2 separate regions of the Homo sapiens genome follow, and region 1 is linked to region 2. The links are chromatin loops, found by intact Hi-C in ENCODE. Cell type or tissue: HepG2. All regions are shown on one strand. Each heading gives the region's core, and the rest is flanking DNA. Links, peaks and the distances in the headings are about the cores only. Region 1 has its middle 160 kb from the start of LINC01848. Region 2 has its middle 220 kb from the start of LINC01848.

Region 1 (16,442 bases), core at 4,757-12,756, 62 kb before region 2:
AAACCGCCACTCTATTCTACATGTTTTGGAGTTGCACAACAGCAACCTGGAGTAACAGTGACTTCTTTGCTCCCTCTGGTCAATTTACTTCTTTGAGCCTCAGTTGCCTCATTTGCAAAATGGGAGCATAACACTAGATGATTTCAAAGGCAGTCTGTTCCCTTTCTTCCTCTTCCCCCTCTTCTTCTTTCCCCCCTTCCCTTCTCTCTCTCTCTCTTGCTTCCTCCTTCTTTCTTTCAAAAAATGTTTGCAGGAGCAGAAAACCAAACACCATGTGTTCTCACTTATAAGTGGGAGCTGAATGATAAGAACACATGGACACATCGGGGGGAACAACACACACTGGGATCTGTCAGAGGGTGGGGATGGGAGGAAGGAAAGTATCAGGAAGAATAGCTAATGGATGTTGGGCTTAATACCTAGGTGATGGGATGATTTGTGCAGCAAATTACCCTGGCACACGTTTACCTATGTAATAAACCTGCACATTCTGCACATGTACCCCTGAACTTAAAATGAAAGTTGGAAATTAAAATGAAATGTTTGCTGAAGAGTCAAAAAATGTACTGATATTATGTGATACATGTTGTGATAACACTGCCATGTTAACTTCTTGGTACTTGATAACACAAAATACAGCTTGTGGAAAGGACAATTACTCCAATCTCTGCATCTGTCTCCACACAGCATTCTCCTCTCTGTGTCTCTGTGCCCAAATTTCCCTCTTCTTATAAGGATATCAGCCAAATTGGATTTCAGGACCCCCTTATCCAGTATGACCTCATCTTAATGTGTTTACATCTGCAAAGACCATATTTCTGAATAGTTTCTCATAGATTCTGAGTGGATATTAATTCCTATGGAATATATTATCCAACCCAGTACGTGAACTGACCAACAAACTTTCATCTGGCTTCTCTTTCTGATCACCTCCAGTTCATATGCAAAGGTTGCTAGGCCCATTTTCTTCTTTGTCCTCACCTTCTATCCCTCCACCTTACTCCTTCTGGGTCTCTGACAGGGCATAATTTTTGTCTAGGCCATGAAGAAGATGGTGGAAGAGACCTTTTCTGTACACTTTGCATTTGTAGATTGGGAGACACAGCGTCTCTTCTGATGGTCTGTGTGTTCTCACTGAGAGGGAATATTCAGTTTCTCCACCTACATATTAATTATCCACCACCTACCTATTCATTCTCTGATGGCAAGTTTATGCCAATGACTATAAAATATTTCATCATGAACAGACACTTCTCAAAAGAAGACATACAAGCAGCTGACAAACATATGAAAAAAATGCACAATATCACTAATTATCAGAGAAAGGCAAATCAAAACCACAGTGAGATACAATCTCACATCAGTCAGAACGGCTATTATTAAAAAGTAAAAAGAACAACAACAACAGCAAAAGCCCCCCAAAACAGATGCTCATGAGGCTGCAGAGAAAAGTGAATGCTTACGCATTGTTGGCGGTAATGTAAATTAGTTCAGCCACTGTGGAAGGCATTAAACAGAACTGCCATTCAACCCAGCAGCAATCCAATTACAGGGTATAAACCCAAAGGAAAATAAATCATTCTACAAAAATGACACACAAGTCTGTTGATTGTAGCACTATTCACAAGGACAAAGACATGGAATCAACCTAAGTGCTGCTCCACAAAGGACTGGTTAAAGAAAATGTGGTACATATATACCAGGAATACTATGCAGCCATAAAAAGGAGGAAATCATGTCTTTTGCAGCAATGTGGGTTCAGCTGGAGGCCATCATCTTAACAAAATTAACAGAAACAGAAAACCAAATACTGCATATTCGTTCTTATAAGTGGGAGATAAACACTGAGTACATATGGACATAAAGATGAGAATAATAGACAGTGAGAACTACTATACGGGGGTGAGAGGGAGGGAGGCAAAACTGAAAAATTGCCTATTGGGTACTACGCTTACTACTTGGGTGATGGGATCACTCGTACCCAAAACTCAGTGTCACACAATATACCCACGTAACAAAAACCTGCACTTGTACTCCCTATATCTAAAATAAAAGTTGAAATTATTTTAAAATTAAGAAATTATAATCTTTATGGGACAAATTTTACTATTAAGGAATGGGACAAACATCGAGGAAACATCTACTATGTGCTACTGGTGAGGCCCAGTGAGGCCTGCCAGAGTTAAGTCTAGCAGTGGCTGGCACCTTAGACCCTTCTCTAGTCCCACATTACTCACCTCCTAGACCGCAGTGGGAGATATTTAGTTTCCTGAATGTGAGGTTTCTAGGAAGTTCTGTTTCTGTGAACTTGAGTTTCTGGCATCTTAGAAATTTTTCCAAACTGCCAAGAAGAGGTGACTATGCTGATTATTATGTAACTTTTCTAAAAATGAGTAGTACTAAATAAATCAGTGCCATTTTTTCCTTTATTTAGATAAACTAATCTCAATTGCAAGGATAAACGAGGTTTCCAAGAGGTTTTTTCTTACCAGTTCTGGCAAACAAAGTGGAAGAGCAAATCCACATGAATGAGTCCATAATGCATCTCTGTTAGGCTTTTTGTCCTGGCACTGCCCATCTGCTGGAAGCTGCCCCTACAAGAGCAGGCAGCCATTAGAAGTTTCTCTGTTTAGATCCTTCCTGGGGAAGGGAGACTCTAAATAGAGTTGGGTTTAGTTGCTGAAAACTTGTGATTAGCTGTAGACTGTCAATCACCTGCAGCCAAGTCTATTTCGGCAATGCTGTAGTTTTCTTGTTTCAGATCACTTCTCACTGCCTAAGGTTATTATGCTCGGGCTTCCCATTGCAGATAGTCAAGCTCTTTCCAGCTTGCCTTAGTTTATATCCACTCTTTCACGGCTATTTTAAATGTGCAATTACTAGGGAAAAAATAGATGGCTTTGAGCTATGATGTTAATGTCCACATCTCACATGGCTTTCACAGTAATACAACAGCCCCTACCTTGCAGAGTTATAGGTTCTGTTGTGATAATATGGTTTAATTTTTTTATTTCAGTAATTATTTGAAATTTTACACTACACACACACAGTCACACACACACACACAATCACACACATACACATTCACACACACTGTTAGGAGACTGAAACAAAGGCAATTATTGTTTAACAAAATAGAAATTGCATCACACCTCAGTGTCAATATAAGCAGTGAACAAAATCAACCACCAGATAATTTAAATTTTTATACAGAACTTGATTATTTTTTCATAATAATCATAATACTTATTGAGAATGTACCCTTTGTCAGACACATTTCTAAGCATTTAAAATGTATTAATTCCTCTAAAGACACACTAAATCAGGCTGAAAGGATATTTAATATTGTCAGACACTGTGTGTCTACCGAATTCAGATAATCAGCTATACTGTACCTGTTTGGTAATTCATGTCTGTTAGGTTGTTTAGGGTAAATTAGTTTTCTTTGTTTCATAGGACCTAGAGATAGATAGGCAGAAAGAGCCTCCTTAAGAAGAAAATACGGCATTCTGGTCCTGTCTTTTCCTGAGAGGGTTCAGCTGATCTTGGTTCTTTTCACATCCCTCATTCCTCTTGCCAAAATCCCAGCAAACTCAAAGCTTGGTATAAATTGAGTGATACAATTTGATTTCTCAAGTTTGGAAGAGTCTCCTGTTTTGTTCTTCTGGTCTGACATGGCCGCTGTCCTTGAAGTTTTTAACCTGGGCAGATCACGTGGAAGATGTGAACTTCTGAGTTGGCCTACGTAGGAATTAATGTGTAGACAATCCTTCCCCATAACTCCAATATTCCCAACCTGTGTTTTTCTCTTCTTCTTCTACTTACTAGGATGCATGTGGTTCTTCCAGGGTTGAAGTTAGGAAAAGGTTGGGAGATGAGAAGTGAGAGGCATATATGATACGTTATTTGACTGGTGGTATCAGTTGTTGATATCCACCCTGTGTGGGGCACATTTGTTGAGTTTTTTTTTTTTTTTTTTTTTTTTTCACCTTTTAAGTTCCTGGGTATATTTGCAGGATGTGCAGGTTTGTTACATAGGTAAACGTGTGCCATGGTGGTTTGCTGCACACATCAACCCATCAGCCAGGAATTAGGCCCAGCATCCATTAACTATTTTTCCTGGTGCTCTCCCTCTCCCAGCTCCTCCTACTGGCCATAGTGTGTGTTGTTACCACCATGTGTCCATGTGTTCTCATTCAGCTCCCACTTATAAGTGAGAAAGAACATGTGATGTTTGGTTTTCTGTTCATGTGTTAATTTGCTGACGATAATGGCCTCCAGCTCCATCCATGTCCCTGCAAAAGACATGATCTCCTTCATTTTTATGGCTGCATAGTATTCCATGGTGTATATATACCACATATTCTTTATCCAGTCTATCATTGATGAGCATTTGGGTTGATTCCATGTCCTTGCTATTGTGAATAGTACTGTAATGAACATATGCATGCATGTATGTTTATAATAGAACAATTTATATTCCTTTGGGTATACACCCAGTAATGGGATTGCTGGTTCAAATGGTATTTCTGCCTCTAGGTCTTTGAGAAATTGCTACATTATCTTCCAAATGGTTGAACTCCCACCAATAGTGTAAAAGTGTTCATTTTTCCCCAAACCTCACCAGCATCCTGTTTCTTGACTTTTTAATAATCTCCATTCTGACTGGTGTGAGATGGTATCTCATTGTAGTTTTGATTTCCATTTCTCTAGTGATCAGCGACGTTGAGCTTTTTCTTCATATGTTTCTTGGCCGCATAAATGTTTTCTCTGGAGAAGTGTCTGTTCATGTCCTTTGCCCACTTTTTAATGGGGTTGTTTGTTTGTTTGTTTTTTCTTGTAAATTTGTTTAAGTTCGTTGTAGACACTGGATATTATACCTTCATCAGATGATTAGATTGTAAGAATTTTCTTCCGTTCAGTAGGTTGTCTGTTCACGTTGATGATAGTTTCTTTTGCCGTGTAGGAGCTCTTTAGTTTAATTAGACCCCACTTGTCAATTTTTGCTTTTGTTACTATTGCTTTTGGAGATTTTGTCATGAAATCTTTGCCCATGCCAATAAGGCATGCTTTCCCCCTTGCTTGTTTTTGTCAAGGTTGTTAAAGATCAGATGGTTGTAGGTGTGCAGTCTTATTTTTGAGTTCTCTATTCTGTTCCATTGGTCTATGTGTCTGTTTTTTTTTGCCATGCTGTTTTGGTTACTGTAGCCTTGTAGTATAGTTTGAAGTCAGGTCACATGATGCTTCCAAATTTGGGTTTTTTTTGTTTTCTTGTTTTTGTTTTTTTTTTGCTTAGGATGGTCTTGGCTATATGGGCTCTTTTTTGGTATAATATGAATTTTAAAATAGTTTTCTTCTAATTCTGTGGAGAATGTCAAAGGTAGTTTAATGGGAATAGCGTGGAATTTATAAACTACTTTGGTCAGTATGGCCATTTTTATGATATTGATTCTTTTTATCCATGAGCATGGAATGTTTTTCTATTTATTTCTGTCCTCTCTTATTTCTTTGAGCAGTGATTTGTAGTTCTTCTTGAAGAGGTCCCTCACTTCCTTTGTTAGCTATATTCCTAGGTATTTTATTCTCTTTGTAGCAATTTTGAATGAGAGTTCATTCATGATTTGGCTTTCTGCTTGCCTGTTGTTGGTGCATAGGAATGCTAGCAGTTTTTGCACATTGATTTTGTATCCTGAGACTTTGCTGAAGTTGTTAATCAGCTTAAGAAGCTATTGGGCTGAGACAATGGGGTTTTCTAGATATAGGATCATGTCATCTGCAAACACAGATAATTTGACTTCCTCTCTTCTTATTTGAATATTCTTTATTTTTGTTTCTCTTGCCTGATTGCCCTGGCCAGATCTTCCAATACTATGTTGAATAGGAGTGCTGAGAGAGGGCACCCTTGTCTTGTGCTGGTTTTCAAGGGTAACGCTTCCAGCTTTTGCTAATTCAGTATGATATTGGCTGTGAGTTTGTCATATATGGCTTATTGTTTTGAGGTATGTTTCATTAATACCTAGTTTATTGAGAGTTTTTAACATAAAAACATAAAGGGATATTGAATTTCATCAAAGGCCTTTTTCTGCATCAATTGAGATAATCATATGGTTTCTGTCTTTAGTTCTGTTTATGTGATGAATTACGTTTATTGATTTGCATATGTTGAACTACCTTGCATACCAGGCTGAAGCTAAGTTTATCATGACAGGTAAACTTTTTGATGTGCTGCTGGATTCGGTTTGCCAGTATTTTATTGAGGATTTTTGCATTACCATTCATCAGGGATATTGGCCTGAAGTTTTCTTTTTTTATTGTGTCTCTGCCAGGTTTTGGTATTAGGATGATGCTGGCCTCATCAAATGAATTAGGGAGGAGTTAGGGAGTAGTTTCAGTAGAAGTGGTACCAGTTCTTCTTTGTACCTCTGGTAGAATTCAGCTGTAAATTCATCTCGTGCTGTTTTAATTTTTTAATTTTTTAATTTTATTTTTTGGTTGGTAGGCTTTTTATTACTGCCTCAATTTCTGTCCTTGTTATTGGCTTATTCAGGGATTCAATTTCCTCCTGGTTCAGTCTCAGGAGGGTGTATGTGTCCAGAAATTTATCTATTTCTTCTAGATTTAGTAGTTCATGTATATAGAGGTGTTTATAATATTCTCTGATGATTGTTTGTATTTGTGTGGGGTCAGTGGTGATACGCCCCTTTTATCTATTTGGTTCCAGCTTTTGCTTTTCTTCTTTATTAGTCTTGCTAGTGGTCTATTTTATTAATTTTCTTGAAAAAAACAGCCCCTTGATTCGTTCATTTTTTGAAGGGTTTGTTGTGTCTCAATCTCCTTCAGCTTTACTCCAATCTTGGTCATTTCTTGTCTTTGTAGCACTGGGGCTTGTTTGCTTTTGGTTCTTTGGTTCTTTTAGTTGTGATGTTAGGTTGTTGATTTGAGATCTTTCTGGCTCTTTGATGTGGGCATTTAGTTCTATAAATTTCCTTCTTAACACTGCTTTGGCTGTGTCCCAGAGATTCTGGTACATTGTTTCTTTGTTGTCATGAGCTTCAAAGAATTGCTGATGAGCGTTTTACTTCCAATTATGTCATCAATTTTACAGTAAATGCCATGTGATGATGAGAAGAATGTATATTCTGTTGTTTTGGAGAGGAGAGTTCTGTAGATATTTATCAGGTCCACTTGATACAGAGCTGAGTTCGGGTCCTGAATATCTTTATTAATTTTCTGTCTCAATGATCTGTCCAATATTGTTAGTAGGGTGTTAAAATCTCCCACTATTATTCTGTGGGAGACTAAGTCTCTTTGTGGGTCTCTAAGAACTTGATTTATGAATCTAGGTGCTCCTGCTGTATTACGTGCATATATATTTAAGATAGTTAGTTCTTGTTGAATTGAACCCTTAACCATTATGTAATGCCCTTCTTTGTCTTTTTTTTGGTCTTTGTTGGTTTAAAGTCTGTTTGTCATAAACTAGGATTGCAACCCCTGCGTTTTTCTGTTTTCCACTTCTTGTTAAATTTTCCTCCATCCCTTTATTTTGAGTCAGATGTGTCTTTGCACCTGAGATGGGTCTCTTGAAGACAGCATACCAGTGGGTCTCCACTCTATCCAACTTGCCATTCTGTGTGTTTTAATTAGACATTTATTTATTAGTTTTTTTTTGAGATGGAATCTCGCTCTGTTGCCCAGGCTGGAGTGCAGTGGTGTGATCATGGCTCATATGACCACCACCCGGGTTCAAGCGATTCTTCTGCATTTAGCCTATTTACACTTAAGGTTAATACTGCTATGTGTGAATTTGATCCTGTCATCATGATGTTAACTGGTTATTTTGCAGACTTGTTTGTGTGGTTGCTTCATAGTTTCACTGATCTGTGTACTTCAGTGTGCTTTTTGTCACAGTTTTTCCTTTCCATATTTAGAGCTTCTTTCAGGAGCTCTTGAAAGGCCTGCCTGAGAGTGATGGATTTGCTCAGCATTTACTTGTCTGAAAAGGATATCTTATTTCTCCTTCACTTATGAAACTTACTTTGGCTGGATATAAAATTATGGTTTGGAAATTATTTTCTTTAAGAATGTTGAATATTGGCCCTCAATCTCTTCTGGCTTGTATGGTTTCCACTGAGAGGTCTGCTGTTAATCTGATAGGCTTTTCTTTGTAGGTGATTTGGCCTTTCTCTCTTGCTGCCATTAACATTTTTTCTTTCATTTTGACCTTGGAGAATCTGATGATTCATGTCTTGAACTTCTCATGGAGTATCTTATGGGGGTTCTCTGGATTTCCTGAATTTGAATGCTAACCTGTTTTTGTAGATTGGGGAAGTTCTCCTGAATGATATCCTAAAGTATGTTTTCCAACTTAGTTCTGTTCTCCCCATCTCTTTTAGGTACCCTAATCAGTCATAGGTTCAGTCTTTTTACATAATTCTATATTACTCGGAGATTTTATTCATTCATTTTCATTTTTTTCTCTATTCTTGTCTGCCTCTCTTATTTCAGAAAGATAGTGTTCAAGCTCTGAGATTCTTTCCTCTGTGTGGTCTATTCTGCTATTGATACTTGTGATTGCATTGTGGAATTCTTATGTTGTATTTTTCAGCTCCATCAGGTCAGTTATGTTCTTCTTCATTTGTAGAGTTTTTGGATACTTCTTTCACCCCATCACTGGAGTCTCCTCTCCTGCAGTTCACCATTGATATGGTTTGGCTGTGTCTCCAAAATCTCATCTTGAATTGTAGCTCCCATTATTCCCATGTGTTATGGAAGGGACCTGGTGGGAGACAATTAAATGCTGGGGACAATTTCCCCCATACTGTTCTCATGATAGTGAATAAATCTCATGTGATCTGGTGGTTTTATAAGGGGTTTCCCCTTCCGCTTGGGTCTCATTCTTTCTTGCCGGCCACCATGTAAGGTGTGCCTTCTGTCTTCTGCCATAATTGTGAGGCCTCCCTAGCCATGTGGAACTATGAGGCCATTAAACCCCTTTTTATTTTTAAATTACCCAGTCTTGGGTATGTCTTCATCAGCAGCATGAAAACTAATACAACCATGATAATGGTAAATGGATTCTTCAGAAGAAATTACTTCTTATTCTTTCTTTAGCCACTAGGCAGCAGTAATATACTTCCAGCTTCTCACTACTAAGATCACTTTACCCCTCCAACTGGCCTTTAGAATACGATTTGGGATAAACTTAAGCCAGCTCTTCCTTTTACATGGACAACTTCTGGTCAAGGGAAATCACATGCATTCTTTTTACCATTAAACTTATCTTCTGCCTGAAGAGTGGCTGGCTATCCATAGTAAATACTGTTTAGATTTCTCAGTAGTGATTCAGACTTCAGGCTCCTTTTTTCCCAAGCTCCATACAACATAGTTCAAGTTATAGGTTGGGAGGGGTCATCTTTAATGTCCATTTCTCTGATTTTGATAAAGAGAAATGTATCTCCAACTTCTAACCCCCTTCTATCTCTATACTCCTTCTACCTCTCTCCTGAATTCCTTTCCAGTATCTGTTGTCTTTCTCAGCCCCTCAATATTAGTTTATGGATTGGAGGTAGGTGTTTAGCAAAGTGTCCCCAAACTGGTTCCTAGCCATCTGCTTTGAAAGTCCTGGTTTTGCCTTCTCATAGCTCATTTTGTAATGTTGATGAGGTTTATCTCATGTTCTATGGCCTCAGTTAAAACTGTACTGCCATAGTTCTATTTGGACATTTTGTTATACCTGCAACCAAACAGAAGATGTGCAAAAGTTATGACTAATCAATGTGAGATGCATTCATATAAATAGATATTACACATATTAGAAGATGCTCAACATCACTATGAAATCTTAGAAATGCAATTAGAGCAATTAAATATCATCTTTATTGTATTAGTGAAAATATAAATGATTGATAGCTAGTATTAATGAGATATATTGTTGATGGAGTATACATTGGTATAGTCTTGAGAACAATCTGGCAGTGCACATTAAAATAAGAAATGTGCACATTCTTTAAGCCATCATTCATATATCTCATTTTCTACCCCAGAGAAGTACTTGTCCATGTTCTTACAAAGGCAGGTACAAAAACATTCATTGTAGCATTACTCATAAGGACAAAGACTAAAGATAACCCATCAGTGGCAGAATAATTAAATGAGCAATCTCTAAATCTCCCTTGAAATTATTAGTATAAGATTAGTGTAAGTAATGTGTGTCACTTCTAGGCCATAGCTTTTAAAAAGTAGAAGTACCTTCTCCATCCTCTTCTGCTGACTGAATGCAGATAATCGGAAGACCCTAGAAAGTGGCCAAAAACCATACAGAAGGAGTTGGGTTCTTGAATGAAGGAAAACTACCTGTGGACCTGCATCACCCTCACTGGACGGGTACGTGAATAAGACATAAGCTTCTCCTGTTTTAATCCATTGATATTTTGAGATTTACTTGTTGAAGTAGCTAACGTTACCCTAATACAAATGATATGTAGAAGTTAAGAAGGAGGAAGTCAATTGGAATGCTTGAACTTACCTGTATCTTGAGGGTATGTCAAGTTAGGAAAGCGTGTGATGTCATGTACATCAAACAACACTCAGACTATGCCTGTATATGTTAAACAAAGAGAAAAAGTTCTGGAAGGATAACCATTAAACTAATAGTGAGTACCTCCAAAGAGGGAAGTAGGATTGAGTATTGTGGTAACTGGGGACTTTTGCTTTTATTATTGGAATTTTTTATGAGAAGAATATTGCTTGAATTACTTGTGTAATTAAAAATTATAAAATAAATTAGATTGGTTCTCTGGATAATTGCTTGGCTTGAACTGATCCATTTTTGTTTCTGTGCTCATTTATATGAAGAAAATAGATAAAAACTTCATCTTTCTCTCTTTACCAATATCTTGTCATCAGCAGCAATTATTGGGAATAATTCCTGAATTCTAGTTTTTGGCATAAATTCATATGAGAAAATTTATCAGGGATTTAAAAAATGTTACAGAATCCTCTAAGGTAACTGGAGAAGAAAAATGCTTGCAAATCAATTACGATAGCAAAAATAAATATATATGGACTTAGAAATATTTTGGTGGGGTTGTTGATGTAGTATTACTGAATTCATAAATATGTCTTAAGAAAACTGAATTCACTCAAGTGTCTCCTTTGATAATTACAGAAGTGATAGTGTGACATTGCCTTTCATCAAGCTATGACGACCTAACTTCTAACATTGACTTCAGTATGATAACAGCATGGCAATAATGGGAGCACATCCACTCCGTGCACTGCTTTTAGCATCCAGTGAGTAATCTGGTGTGTCTTCTAAGAGAGTAAGAATATCTAAAGTGCTCAGCCATGAATGACCAGAAAACAACAGTACCATGATGCCTTATCTCCTACTCTGCCTCTCTGCTTTTTATACATTGCTTCCTTTAGGTCCACTCTGTTGGGCTGGGCCATGGACACATTTACACACTGAAATCAGTGTTTCTTTGGCTTTTCCTTTGGTTATCAAGGCAATTGCTTGTCCTCACGCCCTCTGAGAAAAACCATCATGAAGGACTCTCTTAGAAGCTCTATGGCTTGGACTAACCAGTTCATTCTCCCTCACACACTTTCACTTGAAATGTTTCAACTTCAGATCATTCCTTGGACACCACTTCCCAAGAGGGATGCAAACTGTGCAGGCTTCAAGACTCACCCCTCTCTTCACATCTTTTTCATTTCGCTCTCCTAAACAGGATCAGATTGGATCTTATGTTCCCCATTTCCTTCTTCAGTTCGAGGACCCTACACTACTTTTATTCTGTAATTCCTGCTATAGCATTTAGCAGTATTCAGAAAAAATAGAACTAGCAATGTTTAGCTTAAGGAGTTTTTGTGAGAAAAAGAATGTGTATCAGTGTGCTTAGCAGGGACACCATAATGTTGGTTTCCCTCCCTGGGTTTCACATTTCTTATATTCTGCAGGTGCTTGTCAGAGTTGCAAAATACCAAGCAGGTAGGGCTATAAGCTGGGAGCTTTAGGATGGAATACCAAGAGACAAGCTTCAGGGGAGATGGGAATGGTTCAATCTGGGAATAATAAGGTTGGTCAGGGTGGATGCAGTTACAGGGTGACTTAGGAGCTAGGGAAGCCTGGAGAAGATATTGCTGCCTGCAGATACTATGCCAAGGACCTTGTGCCATCAAGTATTAGAATCTCATGGTAAGCTTAACTTCTGTTTGATTCCAATACATTAAAGCTAAAATAAGGGCAAAAGAAAAGCAGCAGAAAAAGCCTAAATCCTACCCCACTGTGTATATGATTGCTTTCCAGTGTGAATTCTGAACTTAGAAACCAGAGTGATGGAGGGAGCATTAACAAGAAGACAGATGATTGTATTTCTGTAAGCTGAACTCTCCCCATTGGCTGAGGTGTTTCTGCTCCATCCCCCACCTCTCTGCTGACCTCATTCTCTTTACAGCGGCAGTTTGCTCACTCTTGCCTTCTCTAGTCTGAGGCCAGTGTGGATCCTGTATACCAGCAGCTCTCAGGCTCCACTTAATCTCTTCTGCATCTCTCTCTGCTATGGCCCCTAGGGACATTCATCACAATATGGAGAAGCCATCCTTCATTCAGTAGCTCCATTCCCTTTTCCCAGTTTTAGAGAAACCCTGCGCCCCTTACTCTATGTTTGTGTCCCCTTGCTTTCCAGAGCCACTTCTAAACCATTGGCTGTTTCTTATTGTTTGAATACTTCAAATGATTAAGCTATTGTCTCCAACGCCTCTGCTTGCTTTCCTTTCCTAAGTAATTTTAATGTCTTGTAAAATTCCTTCTCTTCTGCCATCCTGAGATTAGTGTTAATGAGCTTTAATCTCCTCCTTTTGGACTGGAGTGTATATCAATTTTGTCCTCATCTTCATCCATCCAATCTCATTCACCCGAGGTCCAACTCAAAACTATCCTCTTCAGAGCCTTTCCTGTTCCTTAGAGCAACAACTACAAGTTACCTACTTTTTTTCTGGACAACCATATTCCTTTATTTTATTTTATGCATTTTGAAAATTTTATATAGAATAATAATGAAAGGTGAGATATTTAGGGAAAAGAACTGTGAAATATTTAGAAGAACTGTGTTTTATTCATGTTTGCATTTCTACCAGCCCTACTTCAGCTCCTCATTTTGCACTTGGCATGCAGAGTATGCTTAATAAATGTTAATTTGAACACAATGACAACACCTGCCTCTTATCCTTTCCTGTTTTAGTAACGCTTATTATAATGCCATAAACTACAACCCCTAAATTTCAGGAATTCTAGAGACTCTCTGGAATAGCATCCACAAAGCTATTTTTAATAATATTCAATAATATTTTTGAAGCATATCCTGTATATCCAGCCCTTGCCTAAATAGTAGGGATAGGTTGTGAGGAAGGAGCATTCTAACTGGACCCTTGGGAATGAAGCCACTTCTCCATCCCTGGGGCTGGGGAAGGACCTACCAGCCGGAACCATGCTGCCTTATCATTATGAAATAGGTAAAAAGTAGCCCCTAAAGCAAAGAACAGTGTCCACTGCATCCTCTACTTAACTCTTCCCTATCCCTAGTCCTGTAGCCTCCTTTAGAGTAGACTAAGTTGCAATTCCAAACAGGTTCTATTTTGTTTCACATCCTTCAATAGCTTTCAGCATCAAGTTCAAGTGCCCAGTTTAGCATAGAAGGCTTTCCTGAGCTGCCTGTTTCTGAAGCATCTTGCACTAAGCCACATGCATGCCCACCCTTTAATCATGAAGTCTTCTTTTAGTTTTCAAACCTGGCAGGCTTTTTGAGCATCTGTGGTTTCTTCACGTTCTATTTTTTCTTTCTAAAATGGTTTCTTTTCTTCATTTTAACTTAGTAAATGCCTTTCCACTCTTTACCTCAGTTTAAAGATCACATATCTTGAGACGGTCTCTTGACTTCCCTGTTTTATTTAAAAATCCCCTCTCTGTTTTTGTAGCATAATATGGTTCAGTTTGTCACAGCCTCCATAATGGTGAGTTTACATGTCTGCCTTCATTTTGCTGTGTGCTTGTGCTTTTTCTGTCTTAATCGGTTTTTGCATCCACTGTACAGGCTGGGGCCTGGTATGCAGTAGGAACTTGGTAGCTTTAAAGAATTTAACTTCTAGCACTTTTCAGGCTCCTCTATTAAATCCAAAGTAAATACTTTATTTATTTACCTACTTCACTTTTAGAAGTGTTTATATTGGACAAATTTATTATTCGATTCTAAAATTTTGTGAAACTTTCTCTTTATTTCTATTTAGATAAATATCCTGTATCTAGTTGGATGATTATTCTTGTTGGTTGATGCTACTATTGAAACACTTATAAAATTGAATTATATTAATGATTCATTTGCTTTTCTCTATCTCTTTCACTCTATTGTGAAGTCTCAGAGGCAGGGTCCACATTCTATTCATTATTGCGCAGCCAATCCTGGCACACGGAAAGTACTCAGTGAATGTTTATTGAATAAATACAAATATATATCCTCTGGTTCTGACTGGCCTCATGCCTCTGAAAATGATCTCTCCTTTTTTCTTCATATTCTTGGGCTTCATCTTTCAGTACCTTTTAAGAGTCCCTGATTTCGCAATTACCACCTTTCCTCCAACTAGGAAAAGTAGCCACCAGGAGAAGGGTTTGCTACTGCTTGGGATGCCTCCACTATCAGTGGGTCTTAATTGGAGGGCAGGGGCAGCCAAGTGCAAGGTAAGTGGCAGAAATCCCAGGTGGCAAAAGCATGGCCGCTTCATGTCAATGAGATGCACATGAAGACTAAGCAGGTCTCATGGCACAGCACAGGGGCCTCAGAAAGCCGGGATAGATTTGAGTCAGTCCCTAGCTTGACACTGTGGGTAGCAGGGTTATTTGGGGAAAGACTTTATGGTTATCACTTAATCTACTGTTAAGGGTTAGGAAATAATGAGAGCAAATAGAAAGGGCAAGAGAATAGAAATCTAAAGGACAGAGTCCCAGTGTCAATTTCTTTTTTCTGCTTACATGCCAGACTTTGAGGAAGCCATGAGTCCCATGAGCCTTGGTTTCTGTATCTCTGCTGTGGAATAATTATACTTACCCTTTTTACCTCATAGAATTGTTCCAAGGACCAAATGAGGGCTACACAATCTACTGCACACTGTTAATTTGTTCACCAGTGTGAGGGGTTACCATTCTTACTCTTGTTTTATAAAGGCTATGGTATTTTTACCTAGTTCTCTGATTTACGGAGGTAATTATGCAGATTTCCCACTTTGCTGTATTCTTTTTAGAGAGAATGTTACTACAAGCTAGCTTTTCTCTTTGAAAAGTAGAATTTTACCCAACTTAACAATTCCAGAGAATAGTTCACGTTTGCACCGCAGCAGGTGGTGGTAACTCCTGTTGTGGGGATTTTACTTTTTGTTGAGAAGGCAAGGAGAAGGGAAGGGATGTGAGAGGAATGTAGAAACCAGTGGTCTTCTCACAGCATGGCTTTACTTGATTTTATTTTGTGGACAAGCCTTGCGTTGTTGGCAAGTCACAATTTTCTTCAGTGACCTTCAATTTTCTTCATCATCTGAAGCTTCTTCTCTCAGAATTCCTAATGGTCTGTCCATTAACAGATATTTACTGAATACCTTCAGTGTGCGAATGAGCCAGACCACAGAAGTGCAATGGTGAACAAAACAGACACAGCCTTTGGGTTTACTGAGTTCATCTTCTACTGGAGAAAATGGAGAAAAACAATTGCAGATGTTGAGGAAATATAATTAAAAACAAAATCTTCTTCAACCCAGGACATTTCTCCACAAAGGTAGTAGAAACAGAAAACAGTTTTTATTAAACAAGCATTAAACCAGTATGCAATGTGCATCACAGACAATTCAGTAAGAGATTGCAAAGACAGAAAGAAATTTCACCCATTTATATAGCCAAGCTGACACAACCCATTATGCACATGTTCTCAATAAAAACAATACCTAGTCCTTTCTGGGCGCAGTAGCTCACGCCTGTAATCCCAGCACTTTGGGAGGCCAAGGCAGGCAGATCACCTGAGGTCAGGAGTTCAAGACCAGCCTAGCCAACATGGTGAAACCCTGTCTGTAATAAAAAAAAAAAAATTAGCCGGGCATGGTGATGGGTACCTGTAATCCCAGCTACTCAGGGAGGATGAGGCAGGAGAATTGCTTGAGTCCGGGAGTTGGATGTTGCAGTGAGCCGAGATTGCGCCACTGCACTCCAGCCTGGGCAACAAGAGTGAAACTCCATCTCAAAAACAAACAAAACAAAACAAAACAAAACAAAAAACAACACCTAGTCCTAAAATAAGAGGACTTGACAGCATCATTTGTCACATAATTCATCCTAACTTTACCTGGTAATGGGCATTACTATCAATGCTAACATATTTATTTTATTCAGAAGAAAATTCTGATAC
Region 2 (16,442 bases), core at 4,165-12,164:
TTGTTGAAGCAGGAAATAAACTTCTATTACGCTTGAACCATTATATAGTTTTGAATCAAATATTATAGCAATTAGCTAGCCTAAGTAACAAAGAGATTAGATGGTGGTAAGCATGCTGTACTTGCAAAAGTTTGAGGTAAAGGGGAAGAAATGATGTTTAAGGGAAGAGCAGTATTAATGCAAAGTATTACATAAATGGGAAAAATATGAGCATAATTTTAGGCAGAGTAGTGGGTGTATGTTGAAAAACTGTAGATGAGAAAGAGAAAAAGATAGCTTAAGCAAAGAGTTACATACATATCTTTTACAGAGTGGAGTAGAAGAGAAGAGAGATAGCATAAGTGAGTACATAAACAGATGATGAGCTGGAAATGGCAGAAATGGAGGCAAATTCTGTCAAAGCTTTGATTTGCCCTCAGCAAAGTTAGACACATGTTTCTGTCTGCACAGCACATATTTCACCCTTTCTTCTGATGGTGATGCCTGCTTTCTCAGCCACAGGCATGGACATCTGATCCAGACCAGGCCTCAAGTATTAAATTCCTTAAGTCCCAGTGATTTTTTTCCTGAGATAAACATATTGTCTGAGCAGAGCCATCAGCATCCTTCTCTTTGACTTTTCTAACTACAGCATGTGGAAAACAGTCTGTTTCTCTTTTCACAAGTGATTCTGGAGTTGCTCATGGTAGTTTCTCCCAGTGAGAAAATGAAGTCAATTAATAGGACAAACAGAAGGACAGATGAGAGGTAGAAAGGTATATGCACAGATACTCCTTTTACGAGGTTACCGTACAATGGAGGAAATTTGACTTACTTAAATCTGACCATCAGCTAATTTAAGAGTGATGGATGTCAAAACAAAGGTAAAGAATTTCAAAGAATGAAAGGATGAAGAGGTTATAGCCATTGTTCACATATTACAGGTTTTATGGGAAAGGATGCATTTGAGCTTTTCCTAGAGGGATGGGTAGGATGGGAATGAGATACTTTAAATAGTGGAGAATAACATGAACGAAGGCTGGAGGAAGAAAATTACAAGTAGTCAATCTGGCTATAAGAGGTTAGAGCAGATATTCTCAAACTCAGCTGGACTGAAGTTACATGAAGTGTTTATTATTTTTTAAATATTACTTCCAGGCCCCCACCTGTGAGAGATTAGAGTGAAATTCTTCTGAGGGACAACCAGGACATCAGGATTTTTAAAACATCTTCAGATAAGTCTAATGTGCAACAAAGGGGAAAACTAACCATTTTAGAATATGGGAAAGAGAAAAATTTTTGAAATTATGAATTAGGATCATATGCTAGAAGGAATTACATAGAAGACTCTTAAGATTGGGCTTTGTTTTATAAACAGAAGGAATCCTTCAATTTTTTTAACATTTATTATTATTATTATTTTTAACCAAGTGAAGGATAACATAGTGACCTAGTGGCTGGAAGTGCTAACTATGGAGTCAGACTCCCTGGGTTTCAATCCTGGCTCTGCCACTTGCTCTCTGATTGCCCTTGGGCTTTTGACTCTGCCTCAGTCTCTTTATATGTAAAGTAGTGATGCTAATATTAGCTGTCTTGGAGGGTTGTTTTGATTATTACATCAAATAATCTATTTGAACATTCTTAATATAATACTTGTTGTATACAAGTCACTTAATTGAAGTCACTTTTTCTTTTCCCTCCAGTTACTGAACTTCAGGAAGATTGGTCTGACTTTGATGTGTAAAATGGGATGTATTTCCTTTAATTACTTGTTTATTTGACACATGTTTAATGAGTACCTACCATATGAGAGATACTATCATGAGTGCCAGAAAAAATAGTAAAAATAAAAACAATGTCAATACAGCACTTTAACATTTTAGAATTTTTTCTACATAAATGAACTTGTTTGATCCTCACTACAACTAGCGAAGGGGAAGCAGGGACTTCTGAGATTATAGTGAGGTCAGTATTAAAAATATTATCTTGAGGGATCAATCTGGAGAGGGATGCAAGTTAAAACCAGAACCAGAGGGATGACCTGGGATCATTGAGAGCAACTTAGACTAAAAGTCATAGTGAAGACAGGGAAGAAAGTTGTGGGAGAGAGATGTGACAGCAGTGGTCAGAGAGGAGAATGTATCAATCTAACTGTATCTCAACAGACCATAGACTCCAAAAGGCTCTTGGCTTTCGTGGCTCAGGCTCCCTTGTAACCAAATAGCATTTCTGTAGTGATGCTGCGATTACTTGTACTCTTCACACCTAGACTTCTGGAAGCGTTAAGTGTCAGGGGATTCTTGTTTCCCAGGGTGATGTATGGCCTGCTTCATAGTTTATTTCTTAGCCTGGTCTTTGTATAAGCATTAAGAGATTAGACGTAAATATTAATATGGTAATGGATTTTATTGGTGTTTCATAAAAACTGGAAGTCAAAGAGGAAAAATTGCAAAAAGCAGCCAAATCTATCAACTTGCTTTCATTTTAAAATCTTATATAACCTACTTTTCTCAACTGATAGTAAGGTATTCAATTTTGAAGCTCTCTAGGGAAGCTCTTATGAGTGGTGGAGAGAAGTGACTTGCTTGGAATGAACAACAATTTGTTCCCATGACTCTGTGTGTGGGAAAGCCAAATAATACTCTGACGTCAACACTTGAGTAAATGACAAAACACTATATCCAATAATATGTTACCAATATCAATATAAATTCATTAGTTAGTGGCTCTCCTAGGTTGATACTGACCTACTGATAACAATTTGGAGTTGTTTTCAGGTTTCTGTTTGTCCAACCAATGGTTGCATAATTCAGGCTCCATTTTACCAGTTTATTGATGAGTATACCATACTGGCATCAAAGTCTCAGTAAAGTCAAGATATATTATCTCAGGATGTGTCCTTCTGTCTGAGAAATTAGGTTAGCTTCACCAAACATATTCTAAACATTATCCTAGACCTTGTTTTTCTTTAAGATGTCCAAAAATGGGTCCTATGAAGATCTTTGTCAGTATCTTTTCAGCCTAGACCATCATGCAAATACAACTTACTTTATCTTTTAAATACCTGAGGCTTCATTCAACTGAGGGGACCTGGGAGTGAATTGCTAACCTAGAAAAGATGAGATTTAGCATAGCTTTTCTTGCAATTTCTTCTATTGGCTCTCAGACAAGAAAATGGGTGGAATTTCCTCAGTTCCTAAATCAAAACTTTAAAAATAAATACTGCCCTTCATCTACAAAAATGACTCTGCTGAACCTTTATCTGTGGAGCCTGAACTCTGAGTTTGTTTTCTCAGGAGTAAATTCTCAAATTTAGGCGGTTCCTAAATTTGCTCTCATCTAGACTACATTTTTTGCTCAGTACACTTGTGATTATCACGCATTGGTGTGAGATGATTAGCTGGTCTTTGAGGTGTCATGGGTAACTGTCATGATACAGGTATCAGGCTGCATAGAAGACAGCCTGAGACCTAGTCTTTGCTTTCACAGCTAGATTGATGCACTGACCATCTAATGTAATCACAATAGCAATGCAAAGCTGAGTTAGGAAAGGACTGTGGGAATGTTTGTCCAATAAAGCATGTGCATCTCCGTCACTCAAGTGTCTGTAAAGGGTCAAAATTATTATACAGTATTCTAAAAATAAGCGTTTAAACCAAAATGCTTAGAATCAAGTGAATGAGACTAGCATAACATATGTGAAACAAAGAGAAACATCATACATATAGTAAAATGGCATGCAGAGAGATTCTAATAATACTGGCCACAGTTATTCAGAAGATGTGAACTGACTGGGGGTGGTGTAATGAAGAAAGTTTCCCGAGGCAGTGAGAACTGAACTCCCAAAGAGAAAACAGAACTCATTCAAATGTAAGGGGGTAAGAAGAGCCAACATATTTTACTGTGGAAACAGTTTTGTTTTTCTTCTTATTTGCTTCCTTACCAGCATCCAACCCATTCTAGGGGAATGCACTTCACTGCACACACCCCACCAACAGGGACAGATGCAAATATTTTCCCTCACCTCAGGGGAGTGTTTGAAAACACTCTCTTGGAAAGGAAACTAATTTATTTGGTTGCTAATTATTTTGGCTCTGGTTTTAATGAGCCATCAGCTGTAAAAGATAAAGAGGATAAACAGGCTTTTCTCTCTTTTTTTGGTAAAGTAATTAAAAGGGTATGGAAGAGTAGCATGTAGAAGTTAAGATCATGGATTCCGGTGCAGGCTGTGTTTGTACCCCTGCCTATTAGGTGTGTGACCTTCAGCCAATTGCTTATCCTCTCTATGCCTAAGTCCTCATCCTTAAAATGAGAAAAAAAACTGGTACCTATCTAAAACATTGTAATGAGAGTAAAGATTGAAACAGTGGTTATTGTTACTGTTGTTATTATTGTTATATTATTATTGGCTTGGAACACTGGGAAGAGATGAAGAATAGATGGTATGGACAGATGGGATACCAGGGCTTTCTAAATGATCCTAGGGAAATTGCTTAGGAAATGTGGGGTGTTTGTGTGTGTCTGTGTGCGTGTTTTAGGGAAGAATAAACTGGGATCAGGTAAACTGTTCCTTGGAGAATGTCTGCTGAGTACACTAGAGAAGGACCCCATGAAGGATTTTTGTTTTTTTGTACCCAAACAATCGGATTTATCTCCAGCATCTAACTGTGTATACATAATGAAGAACCTGCATTTGCCTGTGCCCGGTGCCCAGCCAATTGTTCCTGAAACCTCTGAGGGGGATTTTATTATTGTTGTAGGACTCTCTCCTTAGTTCAGCTAAGAGCCGGTTTCTTGTTACACAGCCATGAGAGAGATTAGGCTCGCAGACACTTTGAAGGGTGAGAATAAATGGACTTTATTGGAGAAAAGGGAAAAAAAGAGAAACAAGGACCCTCTGCGAAGCTAGAGTTCTGGTAGTGCGCTTCCTGCCTCGCAGATTGAATCCCAGGTACCACGCAGGAAGAAGAGGGGCCAGGTTCCTTCCTGCTGCAAACGGTGCTAACTTCTGTGGCTCCACCCGGGTGTGCAGGCCAGTTGGGGTTTTCCCGGGGACCCCCTTACACTTGGATGTCTCATTATTATCTCTACCTCAGTGTTTTTTTTTAAAAATCAGTTGATAAACAACAAAAGCAAAACTTGTTAATGTCATGGGAATTTTGTTTTTCTCTATGAAATTAACCTAGCGCGAACAACTATGAACGCTGCAAAACAAACAATGAAGAAACAAAAAATTCCAGAATACCTGTCTGGAAATACAGGCCCCCTAGGCATTGCGATTAGGATTAGTGTTGGAGGAATTTTTCTAAACCTGGAAGTCAAGGGTGCCTGAATCAGAAAAATTTAGACTCCTGTTACATTAGCACTCTTCAGATGGTAGAAGAACTTTTTTTGAAAAAACTACTTGTTCCGTAGAAGAAGCTTCTTAGATGAACAGTCTGGTGCAGGACTACACAGTGCTGTCCTTGAAACACTGTAGGATCAGGATCACCTGGGAGTTCATAAGAAATACAGGATCTTGGGTTCCACTCCAGACCTCCTCTATCAGAGGCTTCCTTTACATGTGCTTCATGTGTACATTCAAATTTGAAAAGCTTTGCTTCAGGGGACTCTAACGGGTTTCACACTTCTTGGGGTGCCTAACTCACCACGCTGGTGTGGTAAAACATCATGAGAGGCTGTGGTTGAACATTTCCCCATGTACAAGGAGAAGGATTTCCAGAAAGTAGATAGAATGGTAATGAGCATGGCAATTACAAATAAAGCCTTTGTTTTGAATTGGTAATTGAAGAAATATGCAAAAAAGTATGCAATTCTTCATTTTGAAATCTTTTAAATCCTCAGACATCTTGAAGTAAAAATGCCTCTGGAATGTGGCATAACACTTAGATCCTTTAGAAATTTAGATCAAAGGTGAGAATCATCAAAGTGTTTGTAGGTTCAAAGTAAAAAAATATACCAGTTCTGAAATACAAGAGTTATGTTGAGACGGTTTTTTGTCTCTGTGTGTCTTTATGAGGAAGTGCTTCTTGAACCTTTTAACCCTATAGACTTGCCAGTTTGAGTGGAAGAGGTGACATTTTCCTTTAAGCTACAGGTTGCATTCTGTTCAGATCCTCAAGCATCAAGGTCAGGCTCTGTTCAGAATAACTGAATGCTAATTGACTTGCTGGGAATTAATGTGCATTATCTTGTTTACACCAGTGTTCTGTTGGCAGTTTGTAAATCATTCTCTCCGGCAGGCTCTGACATGGATTTGAAGTTTGTTTCTGTTTTATAGGAGTTGGGTTAATCTCTAGCTATGCTAGAGGGTTAGAGAAATTAGACAGAATGAGAGAGGGGGGACCTCTCCCCTGCACATTTCTATATCATGAATGATTGTCAAAATTGACAGTGATTGTGCAGCCTGCATTTACCTCCAGGTAAGAAACAGGCTGGCTATATAATTATGCTAACGCTTTCCAGGGAATTTATTTTTTGTTCTCTATCTTTGCCAAATGTACACAGGCTCCTGCTTGCTTGAGCATTTTCTCAGCAACCAACCAACCAACACACACACACACACACACACACACACACACACTCTCTCTCTCTCTTATAAAAATAGGCACAGACTGGCTGGCACACTCATAGAGACCATGCAAGGTGACCTCAGTGATTTGTATGGCTACTCCTCCCCGTGGTCCATTTCTCAATGCAGTGGGCATTCTTCCAAATACACAGCAGCTCTTTGTGCAGTAATCACTTTGCCTTCTATTGAAACCCCAAGAAAGAGGTATACAGTTCCCCTACATATTGCTCTGCTTTTGGTCTACATTAACTATGATCCTATAAGAGGTGTGGAACCACAGCAACTCCAACTTGGATAGGAGCTGGGTAAAATGAGGCTGAGACCTACTGGGCTGCATTCCAAGATGGTTAAGGCATTCCAAGTCACAGGATGAGATAGGAGGTTGGCACAAGATACAGGTCATAAAGACCTTGCTGATAAAACAGGTTGCAATAAAGAAGTCGGCTAATACCCACCAAAACCCAGATGGCCACGAGAGTGAACTCTGGTCATCCTCATTGTTACGCTCCCACCAGCATCATGAATTTACAGATGCCATGGCAATGTGAGGAAGTTATATTATATGGTCCAAAAAAGGGAGGCATGAATTATCCACCCCTTATTTAACATTATCATCAATAAATAACCATAAAAATAGGCAACCAGCAGCTCTTGGGGGGCTGCTCTGACCATGGAGTAGCCATTCTTTTATTCCTCTGCTTTCTTAATAAACTTGCTTTCACTTTACTCTAGAGACTCGCCCTGAATTCTTTCTTATGTGAGATCCAAGAACCCTTTCCTGGGGTCTGAATTGGGACCCTTTTCCGATAACGGTCCCACTGTTGTTTACTTTTCTTCTCGCTAGCTAGCTATGTGATCTTGGGCAAGTCACTGTGCTTCAATCTCCTCATCTCTAAAATTAAGGGATTATACTCCTTAGGTGTATCCTGGGTTTCATGCTTCTTTTTCCTTTAGTTCTAGGAAGCAAAATAGTTGCTAGCACCAAAACTGCTCATCTTGGACTTTAAGCTTGGAGGAACCTGTAGGGCTGTAGCGAAAACTATGGTGACAATAGAGGCTTTATTTGGAGTTCCAGAGCTGCCTCTGAGTTAATGTGCAACTGACCTTTGGCAAGTCTGTTGGATCTTCAGTTTTCTCCTCTGTAAAATGGAGATAAATAGAGTTTCTTGCCTGTCCTGCAGGGCTGTGATGAGAGAGTGTATTGCAGTGAGTAAAGTGCTATATGGTGCAGAGGATGATAAATTATCCAGGTTTGTCTGACCAGTCCTTTTAACTAGGGAGATGGCATCAAGCTAGTCCCAACCCACAAGTATCCTCACTAGCAGCAGCTGCAGTGCTCAGTCTAGTTCCATAGGAGAATCCTTTAGAGATGAAGATGCCTGGACTGCACCTCAACACCACCCAATCAGAATTTCTAGGGGAAGTCTCAGGTGTAAAAAAAAATGCATGTGCAGCCAGGTTTGAGAACAAGTGATCTAAAGACAAGGAAATCTTACCACCCCCTCAGTCTCAAATCCTGATATTCATCGTATGTGACAGGATGTCCCTTATCACATCTGATGCCTGAGGTGTTGTGTAAGACAGAACAGAGTCTGCGGGGGACTGCCCTGCTGTAGCCTTCTTATTAAACTTGACAAATATACCTTCTAGTCTTATTTCATGGTTTTCTTCCCCATATATTGAATGGAAGGAATCTCTCACACTACTATTGGAAATGAACTTTCTGAGCACTGTGTGTCTTTTGGGAATGAGGCGAGGTTCAGCTTGAACTATATTTAGCCCCGTCTAAGCCCCTCTTTTAAGTAGTAACTAGGGCACAATTGAACTTTATCTTTCGCCGTTTGGAAAACCAAAGTAGTAGAAGACGATAGGGAAAGAGAAAGCAAAACAAATGGGTTTCTACTTATATACTTTTGTTACCAGTTAGAGCCTGTTTAGAACTGGCCACTGGTTCAGTTCTGTGCCTAAGGAACAGCTGTGGGAATGAGTATCTGGAGTTTATGCAAACTGCTTCCAGGTAACAAAGGCTTAGGCTAAATCTTTCTCTTTACTGTTCTGCTCTGGTTCCACCATGTCAGAGAGTAAACTCATGCTAGATATTTCAGAGCCATAGTACTAAGCAGTGCCATTAAGAACCTCAGAGCAGGCTGGGAGCGGTGGCTCACGCCTGTAATCCCAGCACTTTGGGAGGCTGAGGAGGGCGGATCACGAGGTCAGGAGATCGAGACGATCCTGGCGAATATGGTGAAACCCCGTCTCTACTAAAAATACATTAGCCAGGTGTGGTGGCGGGTGCCTGTAGTCCCAGGTACTCGGGAGGCTGAGGCAGGAAAATGGCTTGAACCTGGGAGGCAGAGCTTGCAGTGAGCCGAGATTGTGCCATTGCACTCCAGCCTGAGAGTCAGCAACACTCTGTCTCAAAAAAAAAAAAAAAAAAAAAAGAACCTCAGAGCAGGTGGCAGTTGGAGGGAGGAAGAGAAAGAAAATAACCCCATCCCAAATATGTGATTTGAAATAAAAGACGCAAAGCAAATTCTCAGGAGGTGGCCTTTTTATTTGTCTTTATTTATTTCACTTTAGTTTGTCAGTGAAATGAGATAAGAACATCTATCTCCTGCTAAATAGGGCCCACGTTCTTTTAGGTAAGAATGTAATGCTGGAGGAAGGCATTTCTGGAAACTCGGTTTAATCTATTTCTGGGGTAATGGACTTGCACAGCGGCCTCAAGTGCCACCGTTAATAGCTTCTTGCTTCTTCCAGCAGAAATGCACTAGAGCTGTGTTCAGATGTGTGTCCACTTTGAGGGAAAGAACAACAGAAACTTCTCTGGGAGAGGGGGAGAGTGAGAGAGAGAGAGAGAGAGAGAGAGAGAGAGAGCGAGAGAGAGAGGGAGAGAGAGAGAGAGAGAGAGAGAGAGAGAGAGAATTAAGCACATTCTTTAATCCAGCAAGAAAAAAGAAGAAATTACCTTAGTGCATGCTCCTACCGGTATAAACAGAAGCATTAGGGAAAAAGCTAGTTTCTTCATGACTGAAAAATATTTAGAACATAGAACTTGGGCTCCTACTTCTCTATATTTCCTTGGTTGCTTTAATCCTGTGAGCTTTCGGCTCCAGGGAGAAAGTCTAAAAATACTACCTCCTATTTGTTCAAAAGCAAGTAACAAAGGTGGAAGGGTCCTGCTTTTGCCTTAAAGGAAAAAAGAAATATGAAATCTTAGTGTTTTCATTTTTAAACTCTAAATCAAAGTGTGGCTTTAGAATATTGTGTTTTATTTTTATTAGGCAATGTGGAGGCATGCAACACAGATTCAAATGGTGCAAAAGGAAATACATTGGAAAGTTATTCTCCCTCCTAGCTTTATCCAGGTACTCCAGTTCCCCTTCGCTGAGGCAACCTCTGATGTTAGTTCTTGTGAATCTTTTCAGAGATATTCTTTGCATAGCAAAGTGTGCGTGTGTGTGTGTGTGTATGTGTGTGTATATGTGTGTGTGTATGCACAGATTCACATGGCCCTTTCTTCCTTCATTTAACATAAATAGTTGCATTCTACACACATTATCCTGCCCCTTGTGCTAGTCACTGAAGAAGTTGTCTGAGAGGTAATTTTATATTAGGACATAGAGACCAATCTTCTTCATTTTAATAGTTGTAAGAAGTTCACTGAGGCAGATATTGTAATTTTTTTAACCAGCTGCTCCAATACCAATTTAGCCTGTTTTGATTAATTTGCCACTACAATGTTGGAATGAATATTCTTATACATATACCTTAAAGTATACAATATTTTTGAATCTTAAGTTGCCACAATGTAAATTGATTTGCACATCTCTCTTCTTCCATGGTTGCAAGCTTCTCCCAGGCTAAGCAGAGATCTTTAGCAGATTTAATTGTATTTTATGTTTGAAATATCAACTGCAGGTCAGAGTGTATTGCTGTTTTCTGGATGTGAGATTTCCCTTGGGTTTCATTTAGCTGTTACCAACCTAGCCAGGGAGGACAGAAGTTTGAATTGTGTTTCCACACAGCCACCCGATCAGTTATTGAGCAAATATGACCCTTTCTGCTGCAATGGTAAGGTCACAAAAGTCACCTGAACAGCCTGAAGAAATCAATCCTACGGTGATCGAGGAACCACCTCTGACTTAGGGCTTTCTGAATGCACAGAATTTCTGACTCTGCATTGATAAGGTCATACATATGTGTGTACCAGACCTCAGGACTCCCTAGGGTTCTGGTTTTCAAAACTCTGAATAAATAGAAACTGGAACACATTTGGAGTGAGACTGAAGTCTCTGGGAATATTGAATCTTTGTACTTTTATTTTTTAAGTAGCAAGTATGTTTGGGCCGATAGATAAATCGGAATGTAATCATGCAGAGACAGTGAGGTAATCCTTCCATTCATCAGACGCAGGGCCATGCAAAGATACCAAGGTTGTCATTAAAACGTGGAAGCTTCCTACTTCTTGGTAAAATAAGTAGAGGAGGTTTGTTTTTACATTGATAAAGGAAAAGGAAAGCACTATCAGCAAAGAGGAGACAGGCAGTACCAAGATGAAAAGAATACAGGTTGAGAGTTATAAGACCTATACTTAGTTCAAATGCTGCATGATTTTTAGTTAGGACCAAGTCAGAAAACTGAAGTCAAGCTTTAAAAAAAAAAACAGAGTAAACATATTTGTTCTACAGATTGTCTTGATCTGGGGATATAAGAAGCCGTAATGTACTCAGCCGCGATTCACCTCTCAGCTTTGTTATTCTCAGGCTCCACATGGTGGTATAATGGCTGCCAAAAGCTCCTGTCCTTCCAGGCTCAAGGCTGGCTGGTAGAACAGCTTCTCTTCCTCTAAGAGTTCAAACAAAAGTCCTGGATGGTCAAGGGTCAAAAGTCAGAGAGCTCTTAGCAAACTAATGAGGTTACAAGGTGCTTGGTTCCCCCAAATTCATGAATGTCCAAAACAGCCTCTCAATAGGTATAAGGCTTTGGCTCACTTAATTTCTTATTGTTTTACTTTCCTCATTTGTAAAATATGGTTGAATTTTATAATCTTTGTGTCCTCCTCCAAATCTGAACTAATTTCCCTTCTTCCTCTTTTCCTTTGCTTTTCCACATTTATTGAGAATTTACTCTAGACGGGTATTCTACTTCCTATTCTTGATTGTTTATATTTTAATATGTATAAGAAATACATATGCGTCTAAAGAAGAAAACATTTCTAATCTAATAGAGATAAGTATAAAGAGCAATAGGAACACGGAAGAGGGAAGAATTATATCATTTATGGTAATAACATTTGAATACAGTTTGAAACTTGACCAGAGTTCCACAAGTTTGTGGTGTATACATGTTTGTGGTTGTATACAAGGAATAGAAGTGTGAAGCTGAAAATACTGAAAATGAGAAAAGTGCAGTGGTAAATTCACCCATACTTACATATTTATTTACTAGAGTCATCTACACTATTCTGGTAGTACCCAAGAGGATTGAGGACAGTACAGAGACCAATCAAAAGTCACTAACCAAATAATTAAAGAGTAGACAAGTATAGTTTCTGAGCAAGTATCACGGAAGTAAGTTAGAAAATAAATACTGAAGGATAATTAGGTAATAATTTCAGCTTGATTATAAAGGAACAAAAAAGAATTAACCGAACCAAACTAAACCACATCATCACCATCACCTCCCTCCAGAAAAAGTTCATAGTGATTTATAGTACATAGCCCAGTGAAGTGAGAAATTAGGGAGATAGGATTTTTTTTTTCTAAAATCTTGAAACATGGAAGTCTCTCCAGTGATGGATTGTGTATTCATATTGGAGGTCAGAGGAATGAATTAGAAGGCTTTCTAAAGCCCTAGAGTCCTTACATTCTCTAATATCTTTGTTTTACCTAAATGGCTGTTCTATGAGGTGACTTTATCCCAAATGAAAAATTGCTGCTACATAATAGTTGATACCAATTAGAAGGCAAATGTGGTGGTCCAGGGAACTATTTTAAATAATACAAAGGAATTCCATTCTTTCTAAATTCGGAGGAAAAGAACCAGAAATATCAGGACAAAACATTTACATTCTCCTCCAGAATGCCAAAAGGCACCATAGAAATGATCATTACAAGGACAGAAACTGTTGGAGTGGGAGGCAGTCAACCAGGGACCAAAGATTGAGTTTTCCTTTTCTACCTTTCCATCCTACCAGTTTTTCCTCAAGTGCTTTCTCGAGAGAATATATGTACTCACTTTTCTAGGCAGACTTAATTACAGTCTTATTTAGAAATAAGACTGGTTTACTTTATCCTTTTAAATTCCTTCCAGGACTAGTGTAGTTTCTATTACAATGCCTTAGGCATTAATAGTATCAGAAAACTAAATATGTAGTCTTGGTTCTAATGCAAAAAGGAAAGGTATGTTTCAAAAAGAAGAAAAGGGATGAGGGTGGGAGTGAGGAAGACTCTTTCCATTTAATGTTCACTTTTAGTAGGAATACAAATATTTGTGATTGGCATTGTGATTTTCACACTGCAGATGAACATCAGTTTTCTGCAATGATGTGAATTAATTCTTGAAGTAGTCTAACAACAAAAAATAATTTTTAAGCACATATTAGGAGGAATAAGTTGTGCTAGGCACTGTGGAGAATGTAAAAGACATAGTCATCACCCTCAGGGGGCTTCTATGCTAATGGGAGATGTGATTAGACTGATGCAGGCATTTGCTTTCCCTACCAAAACCACAATTCATAGCCTTAAGGCATGTCCTATTCACTGTCATGCTGTATAAATCTTCAATGATGCATAACAAATGATCACCTAGTTATCAACTTAAAACAACACACAGTTATTATCTCACAATTTCTGTGAGTCAAAAGTGTGTGCATTATTTATATGCTATTTTAAAAAGGTTGCAATCACAGTGTTGTGTGTTCTAGAGGCTTGGATAGGGAAGAATTGGCTTCCAAACTCATACAGCTTTTTATTGGCCGTTATCTGGAGACCACCTTCAGATTCTAGAAGCCACCTGCAGTTCCTGGCCATGTGGTCCTCTCCATAGGCAGTTCCAAATATGGCTGCTTACTTTTGCAAGGCCAGCAGGCTAATCTCTCCCTCCAGCCTGTTAAGATGGACACTTCTATAATAAAATATGATCATGAAAGTGACATCCCATTACCCTTGCCGTATTCTATTGGTTAGAATCAAGTCACATGTCACACACACTTATGGAGAGATTATACAAGGGTGTCATTCATTGAGAGTTATCTCAGGATGTATTCCCCATACATGGTATTCTACCAGATTTTGCTTCTGACAAAGGAACTCGTTTTACAGCAAATGAAGGGTGCCAATGGGGTCATGTTAGTGAAACTCACTAGTCTGATCATGTACCTAATCACCCTGAAGCAGCTGGCCTGATGGAACTGTGGAACCATTTTTTGAAGACTCAGTTAAGCATAAACTGGTTGGCAGTACCTTGAGGGTCTGGAGAAAATGTCCTCCAGGGTGCTGTATATGCTCTAAATCAGTTAAACTTCTGTGCTGTTTCTTCAATAGCCATATTCATGGGTCTGGGGATCAAGGGCTGGAAATGGGAGTGGCTCCTCTATTAACCCTAACGTTCCACTAGTGAAATTTTCATTTTCCATCTCTCCATCCCTAGGATTTGCTGGTCTAGAAGTTTTAGTTAACAATGAGGAAATGCTTCTGGCAGGAGATACAGCAATGGTTCCACAAACTGGAAGTTGAAAATCTCCCTGGAAACGTTGAGTTCTTTATGTCAATAAATCTACAATCAAAGATAAAGTTCTGGTACTGGTTCAGATATGTGATCCCGACCAGGTAGAGGAAATTTTGTTGCTACTCCACTATGGAGTAAGGAGGAGTATATCTGGGACGTAGCAGGTTTACCTGGGACACCTCTAAGCATTTCCATGTCCTGTGATTTAAGTCAGTAGAGAACTAAATAGGCCGATATAGGGAGGACTTCTAATGGCCTAGACCTTTTAGAAATGAATATTCAGGCCCCTCACCAGACAAAGGTGCTTGCTGAGGCCAAGAAATATAGAATAGGTAGAGGAAGGTAATTATAAATATGTAGTATGACCACACAATGGGTTGCTGTTATTATAAAATTATTTAATATTATTTGTTATATATATATATATCTCATAATTTTTCTCTCCTTTCCAATTTTCTTACCATACAACATATGATATATTAATATTAGTTGTGTGTGCCCTATTGCTGCTGTAACGAATCACCACAAATTTAGTGATTAAACCCAAATTTATTCTCATGTAGTTTTGGAGATCAGAAGTCCACAATCAGTCTCAGTCGGCTAAAATCAAGGTGTTGACAGGACAGGTTCCATCTGGAGGCTCTGAGGAGAGAATCTGTTTCTTTGCTTTCTCCAGCTTTTAGTGTTCACGTGTATTCCTATGTCTGAGGCCCTTTCCTTCATCTTCAGAGCCCATCACTCCAATCTCTGCTCTGGTATCCCATCACCTCCTTCTCTGCCTCTGTCTCCTCCTCTGTCCCTCTTATAAGGACTCTTGTGATTACGTTGAATACATCCAGATAACGTTGAATAGCCTCCTCATTTCAAGATCTTCTATTTAATTACATTTGCAAAGTCTCTTTTGTCATAAAACAACATTCACAGGTTCCAGGGATTAGGATGTGAACACATTAAGGATGTGTGTGTGGCAGGTACTAGTCTACCTACCACAATTGTTAAACTGGATTTCTCAGTATTTAAGTTTCAGGGTATCAAAGCAGATATGTGACTCAGCTAAAAGAGGAATAAATATTACCTAATGACAAAAAGGAATTTTATATTCTTTTATGGGGAAAAAGTCTGCTTTTGGCTGTATGAGATATGGTTCCATTAGTTAGAAGGAGACATGATTTTGCAATTGTTTTTGTTTGGAAGAGAAAGTAAGTTAAAAGATGTATTTGGATGGTAAGTGTATATAGATGTCAAAGTAGATTTTTGTCTCAGTTTAGCTAAAATAGAACTACATTTCCCAGAATCCTCTTTGTGTTTAGTTTAGAGATGGTGTGGACCACGAGAGATGTTTTGTGCGAGATTTGGCAGGCAGCAGTGGAGAGGCCATATTCCATTGCATGAGGACATGAGTCTAGGGCTTGAGGCACTGCATTCATGCTTATCTGCTAGCTCACCCAGTTGGTGTGGGGCAGAAGACTAGCACACTGCCCTTACAGCTCCTATTGGGCATTTTGTGTTTGCTTCTCCAACCTCTTGGCTAGGTACACGTTCATCTCTATGAAAAAGGACACAAAACTCTCCTAAAAGACACCTCCATTATAAAAGTTAACGTCTTAGAAGCTGTGAAGACCAGTGTGGCTTCTAGTCCATCACTGTAGGTTCCAGCTCAGTCTCACAAGCTGCAGATTGTTCTTGCTTCACATTCTTGATATATGTCTTCCTTTCCTGACTGCCACAAGTACATAAGGTCATATCTCTATATCACATTTTAATTTATTTGTTAGGATACACCTATATTAATATATACATTCAGATGCTGCATAACATTTCAATCAACAAATGACCACACATATGATGGTGGTCCTGTAAGATTGTAATTTCACATTTTTACTGTCCCTTCTCTATATTTAGATAGACAAATACCATTGTGTTACAGTTGCCTACAGTATTTAGTCCAGTAACTGCTGTACATGTTTGTATCCTAGGAGCAATAGGCTATACCCTATAGCCTAGATGTGTAGTAGGCTATACCATATAGGTTTGTGTAAGTTCACTCTGATGTTTGCACAACGATAAAATCACCTAATGACACATATCTCAGAACATATCCCTGTGGCTAAGCGATGCATGACTGTATGGTAATACATTAATCATATACATCTTCCAGTGG

Evidence for each region. Peaks named below come from ENCODE experiments on the same cell type or tissue, not always from the same donor. Only the 100,000 strongest peaks of a DNase experiment are listed, where the experiment ranks them.
Region 1: a loop joins it to region 2, with 2.2 times the contacts of the local background. A loop is called at or near these places in 2 of 110 quality-filtered maps.

The regions. Positions count from the first base shown.
Region 1 is chr5:110,036,216-110,052,657 of GRCh38, forward strand. No RefSeq gene overlaps it. Among named protein-coding and RNA genes, the nearest start is that of LINC01848, 160 kb to the left of the region's middle. In HepG2, for the core only: a CTCF peak has its summit at 9,143; no DNase peak of the experiment used is centred there.
Region 2 is chr5:110,099,276-110,115,717 of GRCh38, forward strand. No RefSeq gene overlaps it. Among named protein-coding and RNA genes, the nearest start is that of LINC01848, 220 kb to the left of the region's middle. In HepG2, for the core only: no CTCF peak of the experiment used is centred there; DNase peaks (open chromatin) are centred at 6,656, 7,606 and 10,616; H3K4me3 peaks cover 791 bases.